3 separate regions of the Mus musculus genome follow, and regions 1 and 3 are each linked to region 2. Evidence: chromatin loops called from intact Hi-C (ENCODE). Cell type or tissue: left cerebral cortex. All regions are shown on one strand.

What was found. Peaks named below come from ENCODE experiments on the same cell type or tissue, not always from the same donor. Only the 100,000 strongest peaks of a DNase experiment are listed, where the experiment ranks them.
Region 1: a loop joins it to region 2, with 3 times the contacts of the local background. A loop is called at or near these places in 3 of 42 quality-filtered maps.
Region 3: a loop joins it to region 2, with 6 times the contacts of the local background. A loop is called at or near these places in 7 of 42 quality-filtered maps.

Annotation. Positions count from the first base shown.
Region 1 is chr12:118,654,737-118,662,736 of GRCm38, forward strand. It overlaps Gm31626 (a long non-coding RNA gene), which reads left to right and starts at 6,966. Exons shown (of 3, transcript XR_382011.3): 1 at 6,966-7,010; 2 at 7,109-7,200. In left cerebral cortex, no CTCF peak of the experiment used is centred here; a DNase peak (open chromatin) is centred at 4,192.
Region 2 is chr12:118,835,660-118,843,659 of GRCm38, forward strand. No RefSeq gene overlaps it. Among named protein-coding and RNA genes, the nearest start is that of Sp8, 7.6 kb to the right of the region's middle. In left cerebral cortex, no CTCF peak of the experiment used is centred here; DNase peaks (open chromatin) are centred at 4,792, 6,163, 6,882 and 7,823; H3K4me3 peaks cover 801 bases.
Region 3 is chr12:118,298,309-118,306,308 of GRCm38, forward strand. It overlaps Sp4 (trans-acting transcription factor 4), which reads right to left and starts at 3,132. Exons shown (of 6, transcript NM_009239.4): 1 at 2,919-3,132; 2 at 2,391-2,500; 3 at 330-1,884. The coding sequence starts at 2,925. In left cerebral cortex, CTCF peaks have their summits at 3,067 and 3,853; DNase peaks (open chromatin) are centred at 883, 1,830, 3,184 and 3,809; H3K4me3 peaks cover 3,680 bases; H3K27ac peaks cover 2,513 bases.

The sequences.
Region 1 (8,000 bases), 180 kb before region 2:
TCCCATGATTCTTCAGCTGTCCTGAAGTGGCTTCTAGAAGAGAAACCATTTGGAACTACAGGGTCACCTGAATAGAGGTTAATTCTGTTTGAAAAGTGTTGCTGAACTGCCAAGTCGGACTTGAGGAAGAAACACATCAGAAACCTCTGTTAGCCATGCCTTCCTAGAATGTATGAAGTAAATGAACAAAACTGGGGTGGGGGTGGGAGATACCTCAAAGAAATGAAAAGTAAAAGCCATCACCTCCACCATTTCCACTTGAAATCAATGTTGCTTTGCTAGTTGATGGTCTCCATGAAGACTATAAAAGGTGATTAAATAGGAATATAATGCCAAGTGGCACAAGGCAATCCTGCATTACAAATGGCCAGGAATACTTCACATAAGAAATACTTCTCTTAGAAAATGATACAGAACAAAAATTTCAGGAGTATTTATTCCCATTATAAAACTTCAAAAAATGTATTATTTGTGTGTGAGAGAGACAGAGACAGAGAGACAGAGAGATAGAGACAGAGACAGAGCCAGACAGAGAAAGACAGAGAGAGAAAGAAACAGAGACAGTGCCATGGTGTGTGTGGTGAAGGTCAGAGGACAACTTTGTGAAGTTGGTTTTCTCCATCTACCTTTATGCAGCTCCAGGAATCAAACTCAGGTTACCAGGTTTGCTTAGCAAGGACCCTTACCAGCTGAGTCATCTTCCTAGCACTTGTTTTCAACATTAAATTCAAATTAAATACTTATTCAGAAAAGAAAAAACAAACAAGCAAATAGTATTTAGAGGTAGCAAAGATGGATAGTCAAGCAAAGGTGCTTGCAGTCAAAGCTGATGACATGGGTTCAATACCTGGGACCCACATGGTATGGGAGACCCTACTCTTGTACGTTGTTCAGAATCTGTCTGGCATGGGAGTAGTATATAGACCAAGTTGGCCTCCAACTCACAGAGATTCACCTGTCTGCCAAGTGCTGGGTTTAAAGGTATGTACCACTACTCTCAGCTTAAGTAAAGGTAATTTTAAAAACGTAATATTTAAAACTTCTTTAAATCAGAAGTTCTATGGCCTTGGGATGTAGCTCAGTTGGTAGAATGCTGAGCTAGTATTTTGAAACCTTGGATTTAGTTCTGATCATGTACAATCCAGGGACAACCGTACAGATCTGTATTCTAGAATTGGAGAGGCAGACCTAGGAGTTCAAGGTCATTCCTAAGGAGTTTGAGAACAATATGAGGTCTCTATCCATTTTTTTTTAATCTGAAATAAGATTTCTTTATGTAGCGTTCTCCTGGATAGCACTCTGTAAAACAGGCTGGCCTTAAACTCAGAAATCTATCTGCCTCTACCTCTGCCTTTGGAATGCTGGAATTGAAGGTGGGTACTATCACCACCTGACATTATGCCTTATTCTAAATTACTTTCATATTTGCATGCTCAGGAAAGATTCTGTCTCAATTTTTTTGGTTTATTTATTATTATATATAAGCACACTGTAGCTGTCTTCAGACACACCAGAAGAGGGTGTCAGATCTTAATACAGATGGTTGTGAGCCACCATGTGGTTGCTGGGATTTGAACTCAGGACTTTCGGAAGAGCAGTCAGTGCTCTTACCTGCTGAGCTATCTCTCCAGCCCCCTGTCTCAAAAATTTTAAATAAATTAATTAAATTAGAATTTCCATACTGTATGGAAGTTGCTGCCATTCAGCCCACAGGGATTTCTTACAAGTCCATTGAAAAATTAGTTAAAATACTGTGACAACACCAAAATCAATGCAGGTTTCTGGCTCCTCTGGAAACATCAGAACACTGAATCTCTCTGGCTTTTGGCTCCCTCACTGATTCGTGGGAGGCTACAGAGTTCAAACATGATCTCAGTGTTCACATCCTAATCTCCTAGGCTCTCTATTTGGAATCTCTGCATTACTTAGTGTGAGGGTTAATATTGATGGTAAACTTGATAGGACTTGGGACTGAGAGATGCCTGGGAGATTAGTAACACTTTCTGTGGGTCTCTGTGTGTGGATGTTTCCAGAGGCTGAAGGATTGTGAGGGCATACATTCCTTTGATAGGCTATTATTGATAAGTTATTTCACTGATAGGTGGTGTGCCTGGTTGGAGAAAGGCAGTCCTCGGGGGATGGGATTTTGAAGGTTGCATCTTGTCTTGTCCCCTGTTGTCATCCATTTCTGATTCCTTCTGTCATGCACCAAATAGCTATGCCCTACCCTGCCTATCTACCATGACAGGTCAAGATCAACTGAGCAAACCAACCATGACTCATACCTCCGGACCCATGAGTGAAAGAAAATACATCGTTTCTCCTTCTACATTGTGAGAATCAGGGCCACTGATAATATTCAGGCTTAAAAAAAATAATAAAAAGTAGGGGGTGGAGAAATGGACCAGTGGTTAAGAGCATTACTGCTATTCCAGAAGAGGTGGGTTCAATTCTCAGCACCTATGTGATGGCTCACAACCATTTATAAGTTCAGTTTCAGGGAATCAGAAACCCTCTGTGAGCACCGGGCACAAAAGTGGTGCACATACCAGCAGGTGAAACACCCATAGATATAACATAATAGTAATTATAAGTAAATAAACACAAAAGTCAAATGCAAAAACAAACTCAAATTTGAGAGGGTAAAAATAGTATGTCTACCTCATCTCTCAGGAAGCAGAATCTGAAAGATCACGAACTTGAGACCAGATTAGGCCACATAGTGACTCTCTGTCTCAAATAAACTTGAGAAGAAGTATCTCAGAGAATAGTAATCCTAATACCATGTAAAAGATCAGACATGAAGAGCAGAGTACAAAGGAGACAGGGACCAGAGAAACATGCCCTGAATAGGAGAAGAAGAAACACATTCTGTGGGTTACTGAGCACCCTGCTTCTGAGAGACCAGAAATCAAGTGTGGAAATCTAATGGTTCTCTGTCTCTAATGAATTAGAATGGTTATCAATTTTCTCTAGAATAGTTAGAATAGGTCAAGTGGTAGAACAGATGGTAAGGAAAATGCAAATTTTCAGAAGCTGTTATGTAGGCAGACTAACCTGGAACTCATGTAGCTCGATGAGATTTCAACTTGCCATCCTACTGCCTTCTCCTACTTAAAGCAGGCATGACTGGTATTTCCTACCACACCCAGCCTGCAGTGGTTTGCTAAGGGCAGTTCTGATGCAGCAACCTTCCTTTTACAGCTGTTAGCTCAGAAGTGGGAGAGAGTGAACCCCAGGGTAATCCTTTCCAAACCTACCTTTATCATTTGAAAAAATGCCTGGCTGGTTTCCCTTGTTTCAGAACACCAGGCATGGAAAAAGCCAGGTAGTGGAGTTTGAATACTTTTCTTGAAACGCTCTGACTTGCATTTCTCTATGGGGGACATAAATAACCCACCAAGGTAAAACAAGGATTCAACTGCCAACTTTCCAGAAAATGTTGACACAATAGCTTCTGAAAAACACATTGAAGTACGAATTCAAAAGTGAAGAGGACAGCTCTTTCTACCCTCTTTTGCAGCCCCTCTAGGACAATCTTAACTCAGGAAGCTATGCAGTAGAAACATGTGTGCCAAAGGCTACATTAGACATCTCATATTCATTTTTTTAAGGTGATGGTTCAAATATGACTCACCCAACTCTACTCTCCTTAGACTGGAAGAACTTATTTATTTCTTAAGGAAAATATTGTGTGTCACCTGATACAACCAGACAGGCTACCTAAGTATACCAAAAGAAAGTGTACTAAGATATTCAATGTAGAGTCCTTAAGATATTCAATGTATAGAGGCCCTTATATAGCTTAACAAGTGTATGGATTACAGAGTGTGTTACACATAGCCATGGAATACTCCACATAGGGAGGAGTCTGTTTTTTCTCAAAATAGCATGCAAATTCCCAGAGGTGCTTTTCTACTCAAAGAACTAATGGATGTATAATAAAGTAAATGTTTTATAAGTTTCTTTACAAAAGAGAGAAGGCAAATAAAGTAAGTGGCAATGGTTTCTATGATAGGCCACCAAGCGACAGCAAAAACTTGACTGAAAACTTCTCCAATGCTCAATGGAGAATTCTTGGGCACTGTGTATGTTGGCTAGGTTGCCATCTTCAGAGGACTGTTCTTTGTGAATCTCTCCTACACGGACCTCAGTCAGCCTATTGCTAAGGCAGAGCTTCCAAAAACACTATCCCATCTCCCAGTATCTTCTTTTACTCTTTCTAACTTTGTGCCCACACACAGAGAAAAGGACACATTTTTAAAGAGTCTAAAAATATATGCCATCCCTACATTTGCCTCTGAGGCAGTTGGGCAGTTTGTGCTGTCGAGCGCTCTCGTACATAAACCATCACCCAGATGTTCATTCTCTAATTAAATAGTTTGAATCGACATCTGTATGATTTCTGCCAAGTTTATTAAATGGGATTTTTTTATATTGTACGTCCATGTTGGGTACTGTAGAGAAAATACACTTTTTTTTTTTTTTTAAATGTAAGGCTGACTATATGTTTTGAACAGGAAGATTCCTAACTTGTTTGCTTCAAAGAGGAGTGCAAACCTTTGGAAGACGAGTACCTTTTAGAAACCGCAAAGTCGGGGGAAGAGAAAGAACTACAACTATTAAAATGCACACACACTGCTGGCTGGCACTGTTGTGACAGCCGCAGTATCGGCGTCAGTCAATTATCTTCACAAATGCCTCTTGTGCTAATGAGCACTCACAAAAATCAGCAGACTTTTCTGGCAAGGAGAAAAGATCAGTTTCATTGCTTGCAGAACTAATTCAGGGTACAAAAGTGAAGGCTTTGCCATCTCTGTCTCTTTTACTGCTCCTTTTGTGAAGGCTTTTGATGTGCGCTGAAGAGCTGGGCCTGTTTGGGCCCTCCATCTCCAGTTCATTGCCTGTCATTAACATACATATCCATAATAAAAGTTCGCTAAGTCACGAACAGCTGTCCAGAAAGGAGTTTGAGAAGGAAGGGAGAAAAAAGGACCTATGCCTTCTCAAAATGCTGACAATACTATTTAGCCCCCTTTTGGCAATGATATACCTAACATTTTAAAGCCGCCTTTCACTCCAAATGGAAGGAAGTATAATACAACATTCAAACACATAGTGGTTTCATTTTGAAACAGTCATTTGCTGTATTCAGAGGGAAAACGTCTATAGTTACCAGATGCAAAGAAAATCCATCATTCATGATACATACGTGTAGGTTGGACACACACACACTTTACATTGTTTTTGCAGAACACTAAATAACCTCGAATCTTCCACTTAGCCCAGAGAAAAACCCCCTACAGCAGATGCTCGAGAGTGGTTTCATGCCCATTGCTTTCTGCAGTCTATGAGACTGACAGTTACCTATGGTTAATTTGTTATCAATGGAGTCTATGTTAGCAAAAGAAAATATCATCCAAATTGTACCATAAAACTTTTTTTATGATTAAATAATTTCTGTCTAGATACCCTGATGAAAATTCCTGTTATTAAAAAAACAAAACCAAAAACCAAAAACCAAAAACCAAACAACCTTCTTAGAAATGTGTAGCCATGGCTTTGAAATGGAGAACTTGTTTTTACACATTTTCAAGTCCCATGAGCCTTTTAAGACAGCTGCTTAATTAAATGACTGCCATTATGTTCCTGGTTAAATTTTTCTAAAGGCAAGAAGGAAACAGTTTTTCTTAAGAAGAGCCCTGAGGGCAAGAAATAGACTTTAAATTAATGATGAGGAAAGGGCGCCTTCCTTATTACTTGAACCGGGGCTCAGTTTTATCAAGCTCCAAAAGACAGCACGGGACAGATACATATCCTTTAGCTACCAACCCAGGGAGTTCATGACCTGAGGCCGTCTACAGGGGCACTGCACCCTACACTTTTTCCCATCTTGAGTTTGAAACTTAGGGTCGGCAGATCTGTCAATTAAAGGTTTACCTTCATTTACATTAAGGGCATTTCTCTCTCTCTCTCTCTCTCTCTCTCTCTCTCTCTCTCTCTCTCTCTCTCTCTCTCTCTCTCCCCTTTTAATCTCTCACTTCCTTTCTTGCCGATTCCTTCCTTTCTTCTTCCTAAATCAGAATCACGTTGCAAAGAAGAACCAACAGCCCTCCATTCTGTGAAGATTTTAGTCCTGTAAAGACCCTCCCACCATGCCAAAACAGCTTGTGCCATATAAAACCAAGACTTTAATCCCACTTGTTGCTCTCCCCGCCCTTCTCTCTCCACTCTCCTCCCACCCCCCACTCCGGAGTCTCTTTACAGCCGCATCTCTCCCAGATCAGTCGCTAAAAATCTTTAACTCTGCCTATTTTGATCTGAAAATTAAATCTTATTTATTATGCATCCTGTTTGTTGTCCTTGGAGAACCCCAGCATTCATTTCAAGGGGTCCAGAATGACTTCTTAAACACATTTCTCTCTTTGCTGCAATTAAACAAAGTGGGGCTGTGATTAGCCCTCCGTAGGGGGGAAAGAAAAAGACACCGTTGAATCAAAACGAGGGGACCTGGCTGGGCATTATTTCCTCACAATGCCGGAGTTTATTGCTGAAACCTGCTTATCCCCCAGCTCTGCACTCCATGGGAACTTCAGTCAGGTGGAAAGTGATTTTCTTCTCTGCAGCTTGAAGTATCGTTAAGACCCCGCTGAAGGTCCTAAAGCTGTTCCTAGTAACTGAGACATTTAGGATAATCTTTGTGGAGTTTTTCAGGAGCTTCTGCCTTTTGCTGCTCTCAGGAGAAGAGTTAATAAGCTTTCACTGATTCTTTTTATTTTTATTTATTTATATTTTAAAAAAAATCTAAGTCAAAAAGCGCCTGTTTAAGTACCACCTCCCTCTAGCTCTTGGGAATCCACTCAAGAGGGCTTTGCTTGGCTCTGTGTTCATGACACATAATGAAAACAATTTTACGCTGTGGAGGGAAGTATTGGGCAATTACTGATGTAACAGCCACCTGCAGTAGCGAGCCCTGGCTGAAGCATCGTGTGGTTCATGAATATTTGATGGTGTGATGTTATTTTGAATGGCTGGGGCAGGTGAAGGGGGCCGAGGGTGTAATAAGCGACTCTGCTGGAGGCTGTGTCCCTACTCTGTTTCCCTGCAGGGCCCACAGTGTAACACCAAGAAGCATCCTGACCCCGCTTGGATGGAGGCAAGGGCCGCTAAGGCTGAGGCAAGATGCTATGACAAGTCACGGTGGGCACTCTTTACAATCCCTTGTCTGCCGATTTTACACACGTTGTCCAGCGTGAAAAGCCACCGCATCAATCTTGTCCGATTTAATTTGATAAATTAAGTGTGGATAAGGATTAAATGAGAATTTTGTAATGGAGAAAACTTGTCTTTGCTCTTTAATTCAGTTGTAAGAGGGAAACCCTATAAAATATAAAGCAATGCCAGAGAGAAAGAGCTCACTCTAGTAGCATTACACACAGAGATGCTAAGTTAGAGTACTCCTTGCTTCCTGGTGTTTCTGTAGAAAACACTCACCCTGTATTCAAGCATATCTACCACCATGCGCACATACAACGGAAGGCCTAGAAACACTAGAAGCAAACGGAATTCAACATGCTTCCCGCAGTGAAATGTACCTATTGAAAATTGTTCATGAATAGGTAGACTATTTTGAGTATCATTTCATTTTTCAAGTGTTGTTTTCCAAACATGAAATGTCAAGATTTAAATGAGTCTCGTAGCTCTAACAATACATTTCTGCCACCTCAGACTTAGTGAGTCCTCCTTCTTGTCATGTTTAAGGTATCAGACTCAAAATTCATGTTGTGTATAACCACAATGAAAACGTGATACAAATTATTCTGTATGACAGATATTTCTATAGTCTGGGACAGTCTGAACAAACAGTAGGTAGGTATTTGGACAATTTGATAGAAATTCAAGACAATTCCTTGTGAGTTTGTTAAAATTTGTTCTAAACTTTGTGTGTGGTGTGTGTTGGGAATGGTGGAGTTCAGGCCGAATGGCTTTCTAGAGAGAAC
Region 2 (8,000 bases):
ATTTCTCAAAAAAAGAGAACATTTCAAATCTAAAATTGTGGATTTTTAAAGGTTTGTTTAAATCACTACTGTTTACTAGCTTTGCTGCTTTAAAATCTTTTAGATCCTCAATATAATACAACATAATGCAATAAAAATGTGCAAGGCATAGGATTGAGAGGAGAAAAAGAGTAGAGAGAGAGGAAAAAAAAAAAGCCAGAGATTGTCAGTAAATAAAAAGGGAAATCAGGGCCTTATGGGTCATGCCTGCAATCCCAACCATTTTGGAGGCTGAGGCAGGAGGGTTGTGGCAAGTTTAAGGCCAGGCTGGACTAAGGAGACCAAAGGAAAATAAAAGTTACTTTTCTCTGAATCTATGTGTAGGTGCTGAGACTCAAAACTCTGATTCTGATCTTTAAGTGGGTAGTGGCACTCTGGGCTGAGGCCTCGGTCTTTACTGAAGGAGAATGAAGATTATCTCCAGGCTTTGGTCAGACTCAGAGTTTCCACAAGGGAAATGCAGTCGGTGTGCCTGAAGTTCACCTACAGGAGTGTTAACCTCCTGTGGCTTGGGGTCCTGTCCTCTACGGTGAAGGGTAGTGGAGAATGAACAGCAGTACTGTTCTTATCAGTGCGGTGCCTGGATCAGCAGCATTGGGCGTGAGCACTTGGTGGAAATATACAATACACAGGTATAGCCACAAAACTTAAACTGACCCTCAGGATTTGGCCCAGAAACCTGCCAGGTAATTGGAATAGCTCGGCGGGTGATGCTGATACAGAATTCCGGACATAAGAATCAGCACCTCACTTTTCAAAAGAAGCCAAGATCCGTGAGGGAGCTTTGGCCACAGTGGGCTTAGCTATTGCCCAGGCAGGGAAAGTCCGCTACAATCTGACCCGGCGGCGACCCCGCGCTCGCACCCGCCTCCAGGACATCGCTCAGAGCAGGTGTCAGGTGGGCGGCCCGGGGAGCGACGGGCCCCTCCCGCGGCCGCGCGTGCCAGCCTCAGCCCCCTCCCGCCCCTCCAGCCCCTTTGTCCGCCCCGAGGGCGGCCCCTTCCCGCCCGCAGGGTGTGCAAGCTCTCCGGGGGAGGGCGCGGAGGAGGGTCGGGGAGGAGCTGGGAGGATCAGGGCGGGCAGCTAAGCTTAGGGGTGGGAGCCGCAGCGCACCCGCAGAGGAGCCGCTCGGTGACCCGCGCTGCAACCCGTGCGCAGCCGCCGTCCCGGGGCGCGCTGGTGACTCCCCTTTGGCGAGAGCAGACACGGCCCTCAGCCCCGGAGCCTGAGGCTACCGTGTCTGTACAGCAAGGCGGGGGAGCTCGGCTAAGCGGATGGGAGGGCCGAGGGAGGGCCGGGGCGGGGCCCGGCCCGCAACAAGCAACCCGGGGCGTGCTCCTTCTTCTTCAGAGAAGTCGGACCTTGGTCCGGGACGCGTGCGCTCCCAGGCTGGAGAAAAGGAATTGGGGAAGGCGGGTCGGCAGGAAAGAGAGCACTACTGAGGACCTGAATATTCGGGGAGCAGCCCTAAAGCCGAGAATCCCGACGCCTTCTCTCTGCCCCTCAGTCTGGAGCTGTCATACTTTCCTATGACTGCTTCACCGTCAGCAGTGACTTTCTCAAGCGACTGGTGGGAAAAGTGGCCCTCCATTCACTTTCACTCCACCCCTAAAACCAGCAATACTGCTGAAGCTGACTGCCCTTCTGAGATGCTGGGAGAGGCTGGGCGGTTGCCTCCAACAGTGGAGGAGACCCCTGGAGCCTGTCCATTCCCCATCTCTCCTTCTTAGAATCTTCCAGTATCTTAGGCATAACACAGAAACGGCCAGCCAGGTGAATCGGTATATCAAAAACGGCCGAGTTTTCATGAAAGCAGGGGCCAATTTGAAGCACTAGAACAATTAAATGCAGAAACCGCAGCTCTGGGTGATTCTCTGCGTGCGGGCATCCTCAGTGGGCCCTGCCCTGAGAGGGGCGAGAACGAAGTTCAAGTCCCTCTGAAGCTGAGCTCTGAACTGGGGCGTAACAGGCACCTTCAAAGTCAGCACTGGGTTGTAATTTCTCTTCAGACTTCACACCCTACAATTTCTCCCACCCATTATTAACCATTTTGGGGTTTCTCTTCCTAAATCTTGCCTGAGGAAGCTAAGGGGAAGGAAATTCTGCTCATCGTCGCTTAAGAAAAAGTGTATGTTTGACTCGTTTGGCAATTTACCCAATAAAATTATTTATGAATATCAAAAGTATATAGTGAAGTTTTAAACACTATGTGCTAATAAACAATTTGTTATATTTTATAATGTTGATTAAAACACGAAATGAATTAACATGATCGATAGCCCAATGTCAGTCAGTAAAATAACACTAGTGCGGTTTTTAACTTAAAAACTTGCAAATTTTAGTTAGTTGTGGGCTCTTGGCTTGCTTTTCCCCCTTGTTCTTAAGGATCCACCTGGTGAGTTCTAGCAATCACTTCACTTTCTTCTTAACCAAACCAAAGGATGTGGGTCAGTTACTGTCCATATTTCAAGTATACAGGCAAAGAAAGTATCACACTGGTAACCTCTTTCTGGTTGATGACAACCGATTTTTCCCTACAGCACCAAGGGGTGGGGGCGGGGGATATATTCAGGTTGGAATACCACCAAAGCACCATCTACAGAAAAACTCTGTCCTTAATAGCTGTCCCTTTGAAAGTAATGGACACTCCATTTGAGGGCTGTAAATACCAAGTGTGGACAGTGTAGTTGTGGGTCTGTTTTACAAATGTTTGCTTTCTTCAGTGTTGATCAAAGACCAATGTGTTTGCCTTATGAGGCTGCCTTGGATAGTGTTTTTAGAGCAATTACAGACACGACAATAATCAATTCAGCTTCTTTTACCTTATGGATTCTCCTCCTCCAAAAAGCCAGGGAGGAGTTTTGAATAGAATGATTCATTTCAATAAGGACAAAGGAGACAGAAGGAGGAATGACACTGGCTGTGGCCGGTTAAGTGCAGGCATTGCTTAGAAGAAAAGTTTGATCCTGCCTCCCTCTGCAATTCTGGGTCTTATTTTGAATTAAAATGGGGCAGACTCCTTTGGTGGACAGCAGGGTTCTTCTTATTTGAGACAGAACCTTCTTGGCTAATATTGAGGTAGTACATGATTTGAAGTGTTTGAAGGAAACAAAGCTTCGTAGCATAATTCAAATTGGAATGATAGGTTGAAAACGTTTTAAGATTACCAACATTCATTACTTTTCTAATTGATAAACAAGAACAAAGACTGAATGTCTTCTTTAAAAGTAACTACTGCTGAATACAGGCATGGTTCTTATCAAGAAAAAAAAATACCCTGCTCTTTCTAGATGGGAGGGGTTTCTTCTGGGGAACTTGACTCTAATGATGTGGAATCTAATGCCCTTGAACCCAGGGTTAGGGGTGTTACTTTATATGTGGATTAAAGGGAAAAAATCTTAATATTCTTTAAAGTGAAAGAGATTGATTCAAAATGTATAAACCCTACTGCCTGCCCCCCCCCCACCTTCGCCCACTAATTCAAAATTCAGGTGGGAAAGAATGTAAAGTGATGAATGCCTCTCTTAAGACAGTGACTGCATATAGACCTGACACCAAAGGACAAGAGTGATGGAGAGAATCACTTGGATCCCTCCAGTTTCCCTCTAGATCTCTTTCAGGAGCAAAACTGTTGTTTACTTAGGAGGAGAATATTTCTAAGTGCTGCAGAACTTACTAAAATTCAAGACTTAAGAGATTCTTAGAGAATGACTTGTACCAGGAGTTCCATAAAGAGATGAGCTGAGATGGGGGAAGGGAACGCCCATCCTAGTTGGAGCAGAACTCTTGGAACAGGACTCAGGGAAAAAGATCACTGTGAGGTGCGCAGCAAAGCTGCTGTTTTAGGCATGTATGACCAACACAAATGCCCAGTTCTCCTCGATGGTCTAATTTGACTCAAATGTGAGACTTACCTAGTCAATGAAGCAAAAGGTGGGTGGGCTCCTAATTCCTTTCACTTAAGGCTTCTGAAAGGCCTTCAGTTAGAAGCAACTCTCTTCCTCTTTCTCTCTCCCTTCCTCCCCCTCCCTGGAGGTGGGGGTGTTTCGAAGATGCTGGCAGACAAACTCTTCCTAAATTACTTTTGAAGTCGTGTTATTTTTAATGTACAAACCTAGTAAATTTCAAAGAGTTTAATGGTGTTTTCAGACAGTTGCACTATCAACTTTACTCCAAAATTAGGTTTTCATTTTCCTTTTGATTTATTTAACTGAGAAACATGGGGTCCTTAGGTACGAAACACTAAGAGAAACAAACTAGATTTGAGACCTGATGAAGGTAGATTTTAGTAAAAAGTCCAAGAGAAGCCACAATTAAACACATTAATATCCTTAATGCACAGGCTGGCTAAACATCTGCAACTCCTCATAAGAATCCCTACCTCTTGTATGTGTGAGTGGTGTGTGTGTGTGTGTGTGTGTGTGTGTGTGTGTGTGTGTGTGTGTTTTAAAGTGGCTTCTGTTATCCCCACTTAAGAGAATAAAAGTCAATCCTGTGCCCGAGTTTTGGTTAGGATTCAATATTCTAAGCAAAATATGCTCAACAGATGATAGTGGAGATGAAGCCAGAAAACAACTCCAGCTATTTAAACTGCCAAATGAGACATAAAGCTGCATTGTAAAAATCATCTGGAAAACAGGTTTTCCCATTGAAGTCGCTATGTGTTAATTACTGTGAGCTGGAAGGCTGGAGATCGAACGCCTGGAAGCCGACTTTCACCCCGCATACGTAAACGGAAAAAGTGCTGAACTGCAGCCAGAGGGCTCCTGCCTGGACTCATTGCCATGCATGCCTAGACATTAATATGTGTTCATGGAGGGCTCGTACAGTACGAGGTGTTATTTCCTTATAAAGAAACACCAGGTCTCGCTTTCCATTCTTCTTACAAAATTATTCGCATTATTTATGCTACATTGAGCGATCTAATTTCTTCGTGATAGTCAGCTAATTGCTCTGGCAGGTAATTAGAAGCGGTTTACAACGCAAAGGGCTTTTGCATTGCCCTTCGGATTATTAAGTTGCGCTGTAAATTATACTATATTTGCTGGGGAAAATTCTTTTGAGCAAGTTCTCTTCCTGCGATCCGAGATGAAATCACCCCCCCCCAACACACACACACCCCTCCCTAGCCACCCCCACTACCACCACACCCCCCCCCCCCCCCCGCTTTTCCTGGACTCAGAATCGAATGATTCTAAAGCTCACGATTTTGTTCGTGTTCACTGGGCCGAAATAACGTGGCCATTATGGCCTGAAATGGGCCAGGTTTGAAGCGAGCTTCCTGCGCGCCTGCAATATCCAGCAGGCATGTGGGAAAAGAACGGCTTAAATGGGGACATCTGCTCAGTGCTGCTCATCTTGCTCTTACAGCCAGGTCAGGTTAAGAGAATAACCTGTTCCTCACTTTTTTTTTCTTGTTAATAATACTATTAGTAAAAAGCAAGCAAGCAAGCACGCGCACACACACACACACACACACACACCAGCACTAATTGACTGCCATATAAGCAAAGAATCACACACACACACACACACACACACACACACACACACACACACACACACACACAAAGGTAGCAGCAGTTACTAGAGGAACAGTAAAACATAACCATTGAGTGATTTCAGCAGAAAGGCACAGAATTCCTGCAGAAAAATAACCCACGAAGAAAAATTCACGTATGTAAGGTCAAAAAAAAAAAAAGCTCCCTATTTAAAAAAAAAAAGGATTTGTGTAAAGTATCCCATGAACTCATATGAATAAAACTAAGCTGAAAGTATCTCCAATGAACATTTTCTTCCTTGGGCTTTCTAGTATTTTTGACACAACCTCCCCCCCCCCCAACACACACACACTTTTTGGATGGTTTTTGATCTGTGTAATCTCTTGGGTCCTGGTGATGGAGCTCAAGGAGAAGCACACTAGTTTGTTCCATGGATTTAGAAAGTGAACTATAAAACCCTGGTCACAAACATCCCCATTCGGGAACCCTGTACACTGATTTGAATACATGTGTGGCAGAGCACAGAGACTCAGAGCAGCTCCTAGATTATTTGTAATTAGACACAATTCCCAAAGTAACATTTATCTTCCCGAAACTGCGATTGCAATTGTCAACCGTCTGGAGGAGCAGGCAACTGGGTGAGCTGGGAGCATTGCTTCTCCCAGGAACAGAACAGAATGAAAAGAAATCAATAGTGTTACGGATAAGAATTTAGTAGTTTTTAACTCTGCATGTTAGCTGTGAGAAAGTAATATATAATACCAAAAGAAAAAACAGCCAAACAAATCTATTCCAGAAAAAAAAAATCAGACACTCATCTGAATGTCTACGCTGCTTTATTTTTTACAAAACAGTCTTGCACAAGAACAGCAACACCATCCTCTGAAAACAAGCAAACCCTTTTCCTAACAAGTGTTTTCTTCTTTTACATGGTGAAGAAGAATGGAAAAGCTGTGGAACTGATTATCAATTTCGTCTATAGGCTGGGAAAGACGAATAAAAAAATTAACCATGGACTGTATGCCTGCAGAGGTAGAATAAGGCCACTTCAATATGAAATGAAGATATGAGTATGCATATGAAAAATGTGTTTTGTTTTCTTCATTTAAATAGGCTATACACACAGAGTGGAGGTTTGAGTCTTGGTAATTTGTTAAGGTTGTTTGATCCATGGGGGCAAGTCCTTGTCTTCTGACTATATACAATTTGAATTACCTAGTAAAGTAAATCAAAGATCATAATACCCTAGGTTAAACCGGTATACATCTTTTAATTAAAAAGTGTTCCTAACTTTGAATACTTTAAAGCGACAGAGAAGAAAAGCGATAAATTTTAAGGAGAAATGGAAGAAAATATTGAGTCGACTCAGAAAGAGGTAAAGAGAAAAGGAAATACTCGTTTCCATTTTATTCGAGAAATAATGCTTTGCATCCCCAAGAGTCCCCGGCAAGTAGCTCAAGAGTCATGGCGGCCTCGCTGTGGCCAACAAATACATCCAATTAAGCAATGCCAGGAAAGTAAGGACCCGGCTGTAAATGTGGCCGGACAGTTGAAACCGAATAACCTTGCTAATAGGGGCTATTGTTCAGCGTGGAAGTTCCCATTTTCCAATCAGGAAAATACAGCCCTCTCTCAGCTCTAGCCGACTGATCCCTTCCCACCTACGGCTCAACAATCTGCCACCAGCGAGGGGCTTTTATTACATCCCTTCCCAGGAAATGTCAGGCAAGTTCTTAAGTAGAACCACCCGAGAGCAGGGATGGGCCGTGGAGGGGCCCTCAGGAATCCACAGGTCCACTCCTGGCCAGGCTTTCTTTTCAACAGGAGAGAAACTTTGACCACAGAATTCCCAACAGCCCCCACCAACCCCCACCTGGCTCAGCCCTCTTCTCCCCCGGGCGCTGGAGGCGCTCGGCCCCACTTGCTTTATTTAGTAGCCTGCGCGCTTCCGCACCAGGTGCCCACACTGAGGAGAGAGTGAAGCACCCCCTTCCCACCTTTCCTGCCAGGGTCGCACGCCGCTGGCAGCGCGCTCAGTCGCGGAGGACAGCCCCGGTCGCTTAGCAAAGCTGGGGAGTTGCAGCCAAGCCTTGGGCAACCCAGAAGCCAGCAGCTGGCTTATCCGTAGCCTGCGGAGGTACGACGCGCTCCGCTTCCCTGTCTTCTCCCACCAGGCTTTCCCCGTAGCTTTCTTCCTTCCCCTTTTTTATCCGTTAACCCGTGTATATGTCAGACCACACTTGCATTCGAAACTGTATTTGCAGTAAGAAAGAAACTTTGATGTTTTCAATGATAAAATTCCCATTTGTGTTTAGTGGTTACAAATGGCTTTATTTACTTGTCTTGGAATCTACACATTTTAATCTATTAATCAAGAGGCAGAAGCAGCATATCTCACTCCCCGCTCTCTGGAAGGAGAAAGCAGACATCCAGACCTCTGTTTTCCTTTTATAACCTCAT
Region 3 (8,000 bases), 540 kb before region 2:
TTCTATCAGAAGAGATGATGAGCTCATTTTCCCAAACGGTTCAAGTGTACTCAAATACGATCTCTATAATTATGGTTCTAATCGGAAAATGATGCTTTATGAAATAATTTAATTATTTACCCAGCTCAACACACAAAACTGAGTCTTAAAAGCTACAGAAATAAAGAGGTCACAATGATAACTACATCTAGTTGCTGGTATAATAGTCCAGTTTTTTAATCCCTTTCCAGTATATATACATCAGAGGTGTATCAAACCTAAAAGATAGCCCTGAGCAATAACTCTGTTACTAATCCCTCCTAATAATGGGTTAAAAAGATGTAGCTTACCTGCAACACTAGTGATTGTTACTGGAACTCCCTGAACTTGAACACCCGCAGCACCCAGGTTGGCAACGCTCACTGTCTGAAGGTTAGGCACTGATGCAAGCTGGGCAGTATTCAAAGTTATTGGGGCACCAGCAACAGCCACAGGAGCAATCTGAGCAAGAGTTGTGCCACCACTTGAAGACACTGGGGTGATGGTTAACTGCTGGGATAACCCAGCATTCTGAACTTGCAAATTTGAAAGACTTTGAATATTCTGGACCTGGACAGTTTGCCAGCTGATTTGCCCTGAAGGTGTTAAAGTTGGAGCCCTGATAAGTACCTGAGTCGGGTTTACTGCTTGAAGTTGAACATTCTGCAAAGGCTGCTGCTGGATGGTCTGAATTGTCTGCCCTGACTGGAGCTGAAATGACTGTGGTGGGATAGCTTGAATAATCTGCTGCTGAGGCTGCTGGATCTGGATTTGCTGCAGGATAGGCTGGCCTACAATCTGTACTTGTTGAAGGGAATTTGACTGGTCTTGTGCATTCTGAATTCCGTTGGACTGAAGCTGGCTGGAGCTCTGGGCTTCAGACTCAGTAGCAGCAGGTGTCTGTGGTTCTTCAATGGTGCGTTCAGAACTACTGGCTGATGTGCTTGCATACTGGCCTGTATCTGCTGAGCTCACTAATGTGTCACTGCTCGTCAGAGTTGTTGATGCGGTGGTTGTGCAGGTAGTAGAGGAGGAGGGCGATTCAGGCATAGTACTGGCGGGAGCAGTGCTGGTGGTGGGCGTAGAAACTAACTGATTCCCATTGGAAGTCCCACTGTCAGTAGTAGTAGTAGGCTGGCCGACTTGTCCAGTCCCTCCTCCAGCAGTCACGTTATTTATTACTGGCAAAGCTAAAGTCACTCCTCCAATGTTAATTGGTAGGGTTGTTACAACTTGAGCCTGAGTACCAGGAAGGGTCTGCAATTGCAATGGTATTGAAACGCCAGGTCTAATTTGTACTGGAACTGTCTGATTTGCCAGGTTTTGAGCAAGGATATTCCCAGAAGCTGTCCTGTTAGCAGCCGTGAGGATAGCTTGATTATTACCTGCAGAAATGAGCTGAATTTGACCCTGCAAATCCTGTAGAGATGAACTACTAGTTGGGTTGATTTGAATTTGCTGGCCTTCCACCGTCTGAAGTTGGGGGATCACTTGGTACTGTACACTACCGCTTGGGTTTTGTACTTGTATGACTTGAAATTGATTAGGGGTGGAAGGATTACCTGATTTAGTTTTTGTAGGAGAGGAACTCCCGTTATTACTGCTGGAAGAACTAGATGAACTAGAAGCTGGCTGAGAAACGTTATTTTCTTTTGAAGCAGGAGGAGTGGAGGCAACAAGTTGCCAAGCGTTTCCAGCAAGCTGCGTCGTCACCAGTTCTAGCTGCTGTGGCTGATTCTGAAGTTGCACCAATCCTTGGCTTGGATCTATAATAATCTGCTGTTGTCCAGTTGCTTGATTTTCACCAGGAGTCCCTATTTTGCTGCAAGTAGCTGCCAGTAAAGCCAGAGGAGAGGGCTGAGAGTCCTACCCAAAATGGGAGGGGAAAGGAGAGGGAGGGGAAAAAAGTGGGCGGATTTAGTGGAAGACAGCAGTCGGGAGGGGGTTATTTATTTTGAGAGCTCTAAGTATCAGAACACACTCAATAGGCAGCAGAATTAAAAAGGAAATATGAACAAAAGCAGGTGATAGAAGCTATATGAATAAAAAGGCAAGTCCTATTACATAAAGTTTAAATAAAAAGGAATTTTCTGGTAAACTTTCTTAAAGTGTTATTCTTCTAAACTCAAAATGCCCTTGGGAAAATAGACACCTTCTTCTAACAGTCTGAATTCCTGGTGTAATATAAACATCGTTATAGCCTCAACGATGGGAAATCTTCAAGAATTTACGATTTAAGTTCCTCACTCAGAAAGATGCTTTGAATGGATAAACATTTTTATTCTGTTCTTTACTTCTGGGTACTTAAAGAGCATAACTCCCTCTCTTCCCTAAAGCTTTGTGTTGAATTTTCTTTTAACGTTTGCTTTTACCTGGGAGCCTGAGGTTTTGGGTTTTTTATTGTTATTCTCTGGCTCAGAGGTTTTCCCTCCTTCTGTAGCCATCGCCGCTGCCGCCTCCTCCTCCTCCTCCTTCTTCTGATCTGCAACAACCCCCCACCACCACCAACACACACGACAACAGGTTATTAGGATTATTATTATTCGTTCTCCTCCCTTCTTCCCCCTCCCTCCTCTTGAACATTAATCTCCGTAAACCCGCGATCCGTGCACACCGGCAGGGGGTGGGGGAGAAGGAGGGTAGGGAGGAGGGGGCTCTCACGAAACGTGGTTTGAAACCCGACCCATAGGCTCCAGAGCAACACCCAGAAGGAGGTTGTTCTAGCTCAGACATTAAGACAAAACACAGCCCTCCTTCCCTCCCCCTGGTTCCCTCCCGCCCTCTCCTCCTCCCCTTCCAGCATCTCGGCGGCCCCGGGGGAGGGGGAAGCGAGCAGGGTCTGGGGAGGGAGGGACGAAGGGAGGCGGTGAAGGAGACCGAGGGGGGTGGAGAATACGTACCGCTCATCCCGCATTAACAGGACAAACCCTCTCAGAGACACTGGGATAGAGGTGGGTGGGGGTGGGGGCGAGGCGGGAGGAGAGGCCGGTCCCGCCCGCCCGCGGTGGCTCGGAGGAGGCTGTAGCTGGCACAGGCTCTGCCTCTTTTTCCGCGAATGGCCGCCGCTGGGCTGTGGCGTAGCAGCTCCTCTCTCCGCCCGAGCCCGGCTGACTCGCCCTTGATTGACAGCGGCGGCGCGCGGCGAGGGCGGCGGCGCGGGCCGGGGGGCGGAGCCAGGGCGGCGCGAGCGCGGCGACTCCCCACCCCCCTCGGCCTGCCTCCGCCGGCGCCGCCGACTCTCCACCCCTTCCCCCAGCGGATTGGCCGCCGACCTGCCGGGGCCGGGGCGCTGGGGCCGCCCTTTCTCCTCCCCTTTGCCCGGCTGGTGCTCGCTGCTGTTCGGCTTCTGCCTTCCCGGCCCGCGGAGCGTGCCCTCTCGGTGAGCTAGCTGCGGTTTGCTGCCGGCAGGCCCTCCATACAGCCAAACTTGTTGTCTCAGGATATCCCGCCCCCTACTCAGTTCCCGGCGCCCTCCACTCAAAAGCGCGCCGCAGCATCCTGCGAGGGGCCGCGGAAGGAAGACATGGAGCTAGGCTTAAGGGAGAGGAGCGGGGCGAGCGCGGGGAAGCGTGAGCTCCCTGCGATCCCGTGGTCTGAGTGGACTGCCAGCTGCCCCCTCGGCGTGAGCATGGCTTTTCCTAAGGCGCATCCGGACCCGGGCGCCCTTTTTCCCTGGCTCGGCTCTCATTGGATGAGGCCGCTGACGCACAGTGAGTCGTGGGAGGAGGCGGGCGGGCCTCTCCCGCAAAGGCTTTCGGGCCTCGTAGTTTTTGACGGCTATTCCGATTGAGGCACCGCCTTCCTCCCGCCCCCGAACGCGGCCTGGCTGCGGAGCCTAGAGCTGCCCGAGGGGGCGGTGGCAGCAGGGCGTGGCCGGGGCCGAGTGGGAGTTGAACCCCGCGCGGGGGGGAGGGAGAAATGGGTGTTGTTTGCCTGGGCCTATCGGCCGAGTGGGGCTGCCCGAACCGCCTCTGCCACCGCCCCCTCAGCTGAAAGCCGCTCCCCGCGGGGCGAGCTCACACCCGGAGCGCGCGGCGATTGAGCGGACCGAGGTGTTGGGAGGCGGGGTCTGGTGTCCTCGGGGTTTGAATGAAGCTGACTTGGGGTACATCCCCTTCGCCCTGCTTTCTTTGCTCACCTAGCTTGCCGGGGCCTCCGGTCTCAGCGCGAGGCCTGTGTTCCCACCGAGCAGGAGCTTCCATTTTATTTGTCGTATCTCTGGCTGGCTGCTGGTGCAGATTAGTGACTTGTCTTCTAGGGTGGCCACGAGTGCGCCTTAGAGTCTGCGTTCTTGGCGCGCTTCTCGCTCCTAGAGGTCTCACAAGGTTGTCCGGGCAAAGGAAAGCCTGGCTGCATGTGGGTCAGCTCTGGTCATGGTTTTAGCGTAAGCTTCTAGGCAAGTGGAATTCACAGCTAGCTGCGCAAAGCACTTTGTCAAATGCTCCTGAACCGGCCCCTAGCTTCTCTCCAAAGACATGAAATCAAGATACCAGGGACCGACCATATGAGCGACTGATGAAGTGTACCAAAGCTGGAAATAAGTCCCTAAAAAGAACCTTGGGACAGGACACCATTACACACTAGGCTTAAAGCGTTCCACATTTATTGACGTGGACCCCACATTCAGCTTTGGGTGTTTTTGTCTGGTGCCTGAGGTCTGACATATTGTAAGAGTGAGTGAGGAGTCTGGTTCTGTACTTTACTAGTGTTTCCTTGCTCAAGTATTTAGGGTGATGACAAAGCTGTAGCAGTAAAGTAAAGAAGCTGGAGTAAATTACAATGTTGCCTACTCCATTTTATGAGCTGAAGATACTATAGTAATCTCCTCCCATACACATCCCAATTCACTAGATCTTAGAAAGCTCAGAAGTGCTTGCTATATTATAGATACACAGTCTCACCTCAAGCACCGCCCCGATCCAGTTCGCCATAGTGACTGAAGACCAGGCATGAATTGGAGAGTTCCTTGTGGTTCTCTTTAGACAACTTGCCTTAGAGAAGTAATCGCAGCGTATTTAGATTTACAAAATGTCCTAAAGGTTCTGCTCCCTGTTGGTAAGTACTGGTATCCAGGAAACAGGGACAACCCTAACTTTTCTGAGGACCAAGAGCTGCAAGTTTCTAGCTGAATGTTTGCATCCCCAAGACCTAAACTCTGATACTGGGACTCTGTCCCTTGATTTTTGGAGTCAAGAGTCTTTGGTGCATTGTGGTTAGATGAGGTCACTCATGAATAAAACTTAGCAATCTTAGAACTTCTATCCTTTATTTTGCTGCCCCCCCATGTGAAGTACAATGACCACAAGACCCTCTCCAGAACCTGACAGTCCATGTCTTTATATCAGGCTCCTTCTAAAACGGTTAAAATAAACTGTTGTTGATAAGCTCTGGGTTGTGTTATAGCAGCCAGAGCTGATTAAAACACTGGCTGAGTCTTGAGACCTGGTGACAAATAAACTGCTTCTTAGGAACTCTTATCATATTATTATCCATGTAACAGAAGGCTTAGCTAGATGAGATATTGCCAAGAGGACAGCCACTCCCGTAGTACCATCCTAATTTAACCTATGTACTGTTGTACTGTGGTTGGCTTAATATTTCTTTAAATCGTTTTGCTTGATTTTATAGCAGTTATTTTAAGAATTTTATATTAGCTGAGCATGGTGGCTCATTCCTTCAATTCCAGCACTTGGGAGGCAGAAGCAAGTGGATCTTGTGAGTTTGAGGATAGCCTCGTCTATATAATGAGTTCCAGGCCGGGCCAGCCAACCAATATAGTAGGGCACTTTCCTTAAAATCTGATGAAAACCAGTTCTGCTATAGAAATGACAATCCCTAACAAAGACTCTCCTTTGACCAAACTTGAGCCATCCTCTAAATCTTATTTCTAACTTAGCCTTTTAGCTCTGCTTGCTTAGTCCAGTTTTAGCAAGTAAACCTGATGGGTCAGTTTAGTGACAGCCTCCCACCCTTGGAATCTAACCAAATTCCTTATCACCTGTTCTTGATATCACCCACAGTGGTAGTTTTGTCAGTAATTTTCTATCCACTGACCTACCTGTTCTTGACTGCATATCTCTACTTGCTCTTCTTCTAGGCACAGTTGAGCTGGGATTGCATTCATGCAGCACCACACCTGGGTTATGTGGTGCTGCTAATCAAACCCAGGGCTTCATGAATGCTAGGCAAGCAGTCTGTCACTGAGTGACCTCCCCAGCTTGAATACTATGTTTAACTCCTGAAATATCAGCCTCCTGGAGTGGAGGCCAAAGGCCAGGCAGGACTTTGAATCTGCATAGTGTTGAGAATAGTCAGGCAAGGAGATTGAAGCAGCTCTACAGGTGGCTTGATTAAATAGCTTAGGAGGAGGAACTTGGGCCCAGATATGACATGAATGAGAAAGGTTTCTTTTCTGAGTCACCTTCAGTTTCTCTCTAACCTAAAAGGCTTCGAGAATCATCCAGCCTAAAACAGTTCCATGTTTACGATCCACCTTTCCACAAAGTACACTGAATGAGAGTAGTTGATCAGGAATCAGACACCACCTCGAATGATGTATTTACAAGTGGCCTCATTAGTCCATAAGAGACAATGCATGGTACCATAATAAAGGCCTGGAAAGTGTTCAAAACTGTATTTAAAATGTAAATTTCTTACCCAGTAATAGCCATTTTTAGAAAGCAGAAAGTGCCACGCACACCCCAGTGAAGTCTTCTTGGCAGGCCGAGAGGCCTGGAAGCACTCACGAGGCAAAGAGGTTCACGGAAACTCACCTCCTGGAGCTTTGGTGTTCTCATTAACCCGTATACTCATACCCTATTCCTGCGTTAGTCTGGTGCATGGATCCACGTGCTCTCTTTTAGTATTATTTTATTATAAGTGCCTTTTAAGATTGAATTCTGACATAGCTAAGCCTTCGCCAGTGTTCCAACATCCTTGAAAGTCCTTGAACTGACCATGGGCTTGGAATTCAGTAACAATGTTGCCTATTCAGTGACATTCAGAATTGCCTCTGGTATTACTCTATCACTTAGAATAAAAGCCAAGTTGCTCCCATATACAGGAATTTACAATGGTTTAGGAAGTAGATCGGGCTGTGATTTTAGAGTTTTGCATTCATGAGATGGTTAGCTAGAACGGAACTCCCTAATTAGAACCATGACTTGGGTGTGAAAGCTCTTGACCTAGGAATGTAAAGACCTCACACCTGGCTTCTAAGACTATAGCTGACCTTAGATAGGGCTGACTTTGTCTCAGTTGTTTTATTGCCCAGTTCCTGCCAGTCTTTGTGTTTACATTCCTCTGTTTTGTGTAAGAGTCATTAAGCATCCAATAACCTCATTTGTACCTTGCCGATGTGTCATCTAACTTTCCTATTCTGTATAAAAAGTTTGATGCTCAATTTGACAAATTACATTCAGATTCTACACAATCTCGCGTGTTGGTCTGTCTGTCACTCGCCAACTCCTTGCCCATCTGCACCCAGAGACCCGTTCCACTCAGACAAGGGACCCAGAGGGTCTGCGGCAAGAAAGAGTTCAAAGTAATTGACTTGAATATAGAGCATTTGCAAGAAAATGGATAAAAGTTGACTGAATGTGTGGGCCTTTTAAAATTTATAAATAGTGTTTGTAAGTGGCATTATCGAATGTAAATGACCAAGTAACAAATACAGATAAGGACCCAGACAGCCTGTGTATGAACAGCTAGAATTAATAGCTTGGTCTTTCATCCCGTATGCTCAGTTCCTTCACGGAAAACTAATGTACAACTATAATTCATGATTTTTAGGCAGAGGCATGAGGTTCACCAATGAGTTCCAGGACATACGTTCTAGACTATATATAGCAGTAACATGCCTCAAAAACAAACAAACAAACAAAAAACTTGGAAAAAAAAAAAAGAAAAGAAAAAGCAAACAAAACCCATTACATTTCACGCTTTTTAGCACATCAAGTTTTTTATGTCAGCCAGTTTATTTG